Linked DNA regions of Homo sapiens: region 1 is linked to region 2. The links are chromatin contacts, found by Hi-C or POLR2A ChIA-PET in ENCODE. All regions are on one chromosome and are shown on one strand. The core of a region is the stretch at or near the end of the contact, and the rest is flanking DNA. Distances in the headings are between cores, read along the strand shown.

Region 1 (2,700 bases), core at 182-2,681, 3.0 Mb before region 2:
GGGGATGGAGCCGCGTGAGCTCACAGCCGCTCTCCGCCCGTGTTTCACCCCCTAGAGTTCACACAGTAAATGAGGAATTGTCTACGACTCAACAAGCAGGTGTTTTCAATACATCTACTTATAAGCTAGCTACTTTTTTGAAAGGTCTATGCTACTATTTAACCTGGTGACTAAGTCGATTGGAAACAATGAAACAAATTATTACAGGAATCCAGACGACATCCCTCCCTCCCCCTTTCCTGCTTCCTCACCCGCTGTAGCAAGCAGGTGTGGAGTCGAGTCGGAGGCAGGCGCTGGCTGCGTGGACCCCCGGGTGGGATTCCACCCGCGACAAGGCACCCAGGCCCTTTGGGCGGGGCTCCCCTGGGGTCCGCGTCCCCGCCGCCTCCCCCGGGCCTCTGCTGGGCTGGCTGGAGGCAGGAGGCCCCGGTTAGCAGGTGGTGGGGAACTGGGTCCCGGGGTTGGAGGCAGGAAGGTCCCCACGGGCCCCGCGCACCGTTTGCCGCGCACGGGAAGCGGCGAGGCCGGCGGGGCAGCGGCTTCTGGGCATTGTTCTCGGACCGCGCGGCGCTCGGTTGGCATCAAAGGGGACCGCGCAACCCGACACCACGGCGGGCGCGGGGACAGAGGCCTGAGGGCGGCGGGGACAGAGGCGCACAAGGCCCGGCCCGCGGCGAGGAGCCTCAACAGGTTGGAAACGCGGAGACGACGCCCCGCGCTCCGCCGCCTTCCGCCCGCGGTCAGTCCCGGGACCCGGCGCTGCGGGGACGAGGCCGTGACGGCGACAGAGGCCGCGTCTCCCGAGACCCCGCGGCCCCGCCCCGAGCCCTCCCGGCACCGACGACCCCGCCGGCCGCGGAGGTTCGGTCCCCGCGCGGGGACTCCGGCCGCTCGCACCGCGCACCCCTCCCGGCCCGGACCCCGCGGGGAGAATGAATGGGCGGGACTCCGGCCACCCCGCCCCGCTCCGTCCGGCTCCGGCGCCTCCTGCGCGCGTGGGCAGGGCCGGGGCTGAACCCAGAGCGGCCGGGGCGGGGGTGAGGGAGCCGGGCGGGGACCCCAGCCAGGGCGGCGAGGCCGGCGGGCACCGGCGCGAACCTTCCCGTCCCGCCCGGGTCTTACCTGGCTCCGCGGAGGCCGCGCGGACCCCGAGCAGCAGGACCAGGGGCGCGAGCACGTCCAGGAGGCGCCGCCGCCGCGGCCATGGCCAGGGGCACCTGCGCGGGACAGGCACGGGTCAGACCCCGCAGGACCCCCGCGACCCCCGCAGGACCCGGCCGAGCCCCGCGACCCCCGCGACCCCCGCAGCCGCATCTTGGCGTCCCCCAACCCCTGCCCGCAGCCCCGGCCTCACCTCGGCGCCATGCTCTCCCCAGGACCGTCAGCGCCGCGGGATGCTGCCTCCTCCGCCGCGGTGCACCCGCTCGGACCGCCGCGCTGCAGCCGCCGCCGCTGGGAGGCCGGGCAGGGGGCGGGCAGGGGCCGGGCAGGGGCCGGGCAGGGGGCGGGGCGGGCGCGGGCAGGGGGCGGGCGCGGGGCGGGGCCGGGCAGGGGCCGGGCAGGGGGCGGAGCGACGAGCAGGGCAAGGCCCGGGGAGGGGAGAGGGGGGCGGGCGCCGCAGCGGACCTGCGGCTGCGAGGACGGGGCGGGCCGGGACCCGGGGGCGGCGGGGACGGGCGAGGACGGACGGGGACACGTCCCGCCCCGAGGGAACCGCCCGAGGCTGCGACCCAGCACAGGGCCCGGGGGCTGCCCCGCGAGGAAGCCCAGGTTTATGCGGAAGGTGAACACCGCTGCCCGCCGGGCTACGACCCCAGCCCCTGAGTCCGGTGGGGCAGCGGGAAGGGGGGAGATTTGAATAGAGTCACCGCGGGGGGGACGGGACGGAGGAGGAAGCCGGCACCTCCGGCCCGCAAGGCCCCTGCAGGGTCCTGCCCCGGCTGCACGGAGGGACGGACGCGAGACAGGAGGGGCGTGCGAGGGCCAGATCTGTCCCCAGGTCCCCCTGTTCCCAGGGCGCGGCCCAGCAGAGCCTCTTCCTCCCCAGTTCCCAGGCTCCTCCTCCCTCCCAGGTGAAAACCCTGTTTCTATTTCTTCAGGGCCAGCATCCTGAGCCCCACCTGCAGGCCCTGGGCGCTTTCCTCCTGGCAGCTGTGCCCCCACCCGACCGGACCGCTCCCTGCAACCAGAGAGCCCTCACACCAGCAACACCCCCCAGCCTGCTCCCTCCTCGTGTGCGCGAAACTCATGGCACTGGCTTGACGGCTTTCTCTGAAACCCTCTGATTCCGCCTGGCCCATCCACACTGTCCCTTCCCGGCCAGGGCTCATCTCCTATGCCTGGACCAAACAGCGTAGTCTCCAGTCTCCCTGATCTCCCCACACGTGGCCCCACCCATCCTCTGAAGCAGCCCCAGGAGGCAGCAGTGACTTCACACTTCTAGTGCCCGGCCCTCCCGGCCCTCCTCTCTGGGCTTGCTTGCCAGGGTCCTCCCAACCTGACTGCTGCCTCCCACCTCCTCTCCGCCCCTGGAGCTCTCCAGCCGCAGCCGCGGGGCCTGCTTGGGATTCTCCTCTGCTGGCATCATCCCTGCCTGCCTCAGCCTTCCCAGGCCCAATCCTGCCCGATCTCACCTCTTCCCGCCCAGCCACCTGGTCGGGTCCCGACCAGCATCTGCCTTCAAACCTGGAGTCCTTCCCT
Region 2 (2,700 bases), core at 201-2,700:
AGTGTGTGGTTGTGGCTGTCATTGTTACCATTTTGAGACTTGGACAGTTCATGGGGCTCCAGTTGCAGCACTGGGGTCCCCTTGCCTGGCACAAGCCCCGCCACCTGCACTGGGGCCAAGCCATCCCAGCAACCATCGGCTCTTTCATGCCAGTGCCAGCGGAATCCGTGCATTGAGCAATCCCTGGAAGGGCTGCGAAGGTCGTGCCCGCCGCCTTGATTACATTTTCCTCAAAACTCAAAGTTGACTGAACTTTGTATTCTACATACACACCCCCATAGCATTTACAGTAAGCTGAAGAAATCCTGTTGATAAGCTGGTGTGTTCACTATGAAAACAAGCCTACTGTACTGTGTTTTGTTCATTTCACAAGGGAAGGAGAACATGGCTGTTTATTCACCATCTTCCATCTTGTGACTCTCCAAACATGTGATTCTTCTTTAAAAAGTTGCATCACTTTCACCACTGTTCTCCAGAAGACCTGTGTCCTGGCACTGTAAAAATGAGCTGGGCTCTGGTGTTCGTGGAATCGCTTTCTTGTTTGTGTTCATCTCTTTCCAGTGGGGCTCTGCGCTGGTCCTGGGCAGGTGAGGGATGTCTCTCCTGTTCCTCCAACTCACTGTTCTTGGAGAACTTGGTGTCCCTGCTTGGGTGCCCCCCGACAATACTGCACCTAGTTTTGTGCTCACCTCCCCTCTGGACTTGCTTCAGGCCAAGCAAAAGGCATTTCACTGGAATGCGCAAAGAGTGACTCAACCAAGGACATAGGAGATGGTCACTCACTGTGTGGCTGCAGCCCAGGGTGGGTGGACGGGGCTGTCAGGTACAGGCCAGAAGCGGGGGTCATCCCAGAACACAGCAGGCCTGGACTGAATGCCTTGCCAGGGTGAGTGAACTTCATTCTCTTGGCAAAGGAAGCCTTTGATGGGTTTGGGGGGACAAAATGACATCCCCCATGTACAATCCCTGTAATATTGTGACTCGCACATCGGTTGAATGCTTCAAAGTGTAAAGTTACCACGTCGGGTCTGTCTTTCCAATGTGCTTGCAGCTATGTGAGTTCAGATAACCTCAGAGTGAGCTCGCTGGAGGGGCAGTTCCGGGAGGAGTTTGTGTCCATCGATCACCTCTTGCCAGATGACAAGGTGACTGCATTACACCACTCAGTATATGTGAGGTAGGTGGTCAGGCGATGCTGTTGTCTGCACAGGTATCGAGTCACCTGCTGGATTTGTGATGCTATGCACAACTCCACAAGGACTTAAGAGGCATGCATGTGTTATCTCAGATGGAAGGTGGGAGTTGGCCACCTTGATGAGACTGGTGGATGCGCCAGGCTGGGGGTGTGAGAACCTGAGGGAGTATGGCCCAATAAAGAAAGGGAAGGAAATAGAGTAGAAGGGTAACAATGCTGTGAGTGTGACCAATGTACTGTCATGTGACAGGCACTCTGGGTGTGTCTGGGGAATGAAAGCAGGCAAGCAAGAAGGGGGGTGGGGAGGAAAAGAGGAAGGGAGGGAGGGAGGGAGGAAGGAAGGGAGGGAGGGAGGAAGAGAGGGAGGGTAAAAGGAAGAAAAACAGAAATTAAGATAGAAATTTATCCTTCTTTGTTTACGAAGTATTTTAGCATTCATTATTTATTTTACATGTTTTCCCCAACAACTCATGGGGAAGGTAAAACCAGGTGTTCTTAAATAACCACCAGGTAACTGAAACTTACAGGGACCACATGCCTTGCCCCAGGTTAGACGGTGTGTAGCAGATACAGCCAAGAGTTCTGAATCCAATTCCATATTCTCTCCCTGACATCTAGGCCCAAACCCTAAGATGTGCATTTTCTGCTCTGGGAACAGTAGGCTTGTTGGTCTGTCCGTCGGGGATGAATAAGCACCCCGGGACCCACCTGCAGTCTGGAGGGACAGCTCATGTGTTGGGTGCTAAATCCACAGTCTGGTGACACTAGCTTTCTCTTGCATGATGAGCTGGGGCTCAAAAGGCAGAAAACATTACAAAGATTTTGGGATCCCTTTCCCTTCACTATGAGAAAAGCACACACCCTGGTCTCCACCTGTGTGTGGGGGTGGGGGTAGGAGTGTCAATTTTGGGGCAATCACACTTTATTGCTCTGGGGAAGGAGTCCTCTGCCAGATGTGTGAACCCAGGCTACAAGGAGTCCTAGAGAGCTTGCCACGCTGTCCCTTGGGCACTCTTGTGTCCCTAGGGGCCAGGAGGTGGAGAACATTGGGCTGAATCGCCATGCAATGACAGCGTGACATGTTGATAGAATATATCTCCTTACACATCCTTTATCACTAGCTATCTAAAGCTTAGAAATACAGAACGGCCTGTTGTGTACACAATACTTCACTGTTAGTTGAGTGTTTTACAATGAATTGTGTGACCTCATCCTCATGGTTTTTTTTTTTTTTGAACATAGACTAAAATTGTAATCTATATTCAAAGAGGGGGAAATAGAATTTATTTTTCTGTTACCCTAAGATTGAGTTTTTAAGAGTGTTCCTTTCACAGATCTGGGGCATTTTTCACAGAGCCTACTTTTTCTCCGCTTTAGGGAGGGATGTGCCTCTGGCCACGTGGTTACCTTGCAGTGCACAGGTAAGAGTTCCAGAAAGGCAGGGGTCCAGGGGGAGCAAGCACATGCTAAGTCCTATCTCCTTGCCCTCAGAGTCCTCTCCCCCC

The links. Hi-C counts contacts between places; a loop is a spot of excess contacts on that map. ChIA-PET counts read pairs that join two places held with the same protein, here RNA polymerase II (POLR2A). Pooled maps may share reads with other maps.
Region 1: a map of posterior vena cava shows a loop between it and region 2 (15-fold over the local background). The contact joins the promoter of COL18A1 here to the enhancer-like site in region 2. A Hi-C loop is called at or near these places in 1 of 168 maps with a recorded cell type or tissue (posterior vena cava) and 1 of 50 pooled maps. POLR2A ChIA-PET finds 5 or more read pairs at or near these places in 1 of 52 experiments (activated T-cell).

The regions. Positions count from the first base shown.
Region 1 is chr21:45,403,896-45,406,595 of GRCh38, reverse strand. COL18A1 (collagen type XVIII alpha 1 chain) reads right to left here and starts at 1,431. Exons shown (of 42, transcript NM_001379500.1): 1 at 1,355-1,431; 2 at 1,123-1,217. The coding sequence starts at 1,365. It overlaps BNAT1 (breast cancer associated ESR1 regulating natural antisense transcript 1), which reads left to right and starts at 234. Exons shown (of 2, transcript NR_183526.1): 1 at 234-429; 2 at 2,100-2,700. RefSeq lists an enhancer at 1,576-2,276.
Region 2 is chr21:42,383,886-42,386,585 of GRCh38, reverse strand. It overlaps TMPRSS3 (transmembrane serine protease 3), which reads left to right. Exons shown (of 13, transcript NM_001256317.3): 6 at 1,052-1,177; 7 at 2,573-2,616. Among named protein-coding and RNA genes, the nearest start is that of TMPRSS3, 11 kb to the left of the region's middle. Within about 2 kb of position 1,450, at least 3 of the 41 ENCODE cell types and tissues checked have a DNase peak (open chromatin) inside an H3K27ac peak, as active enhancers do.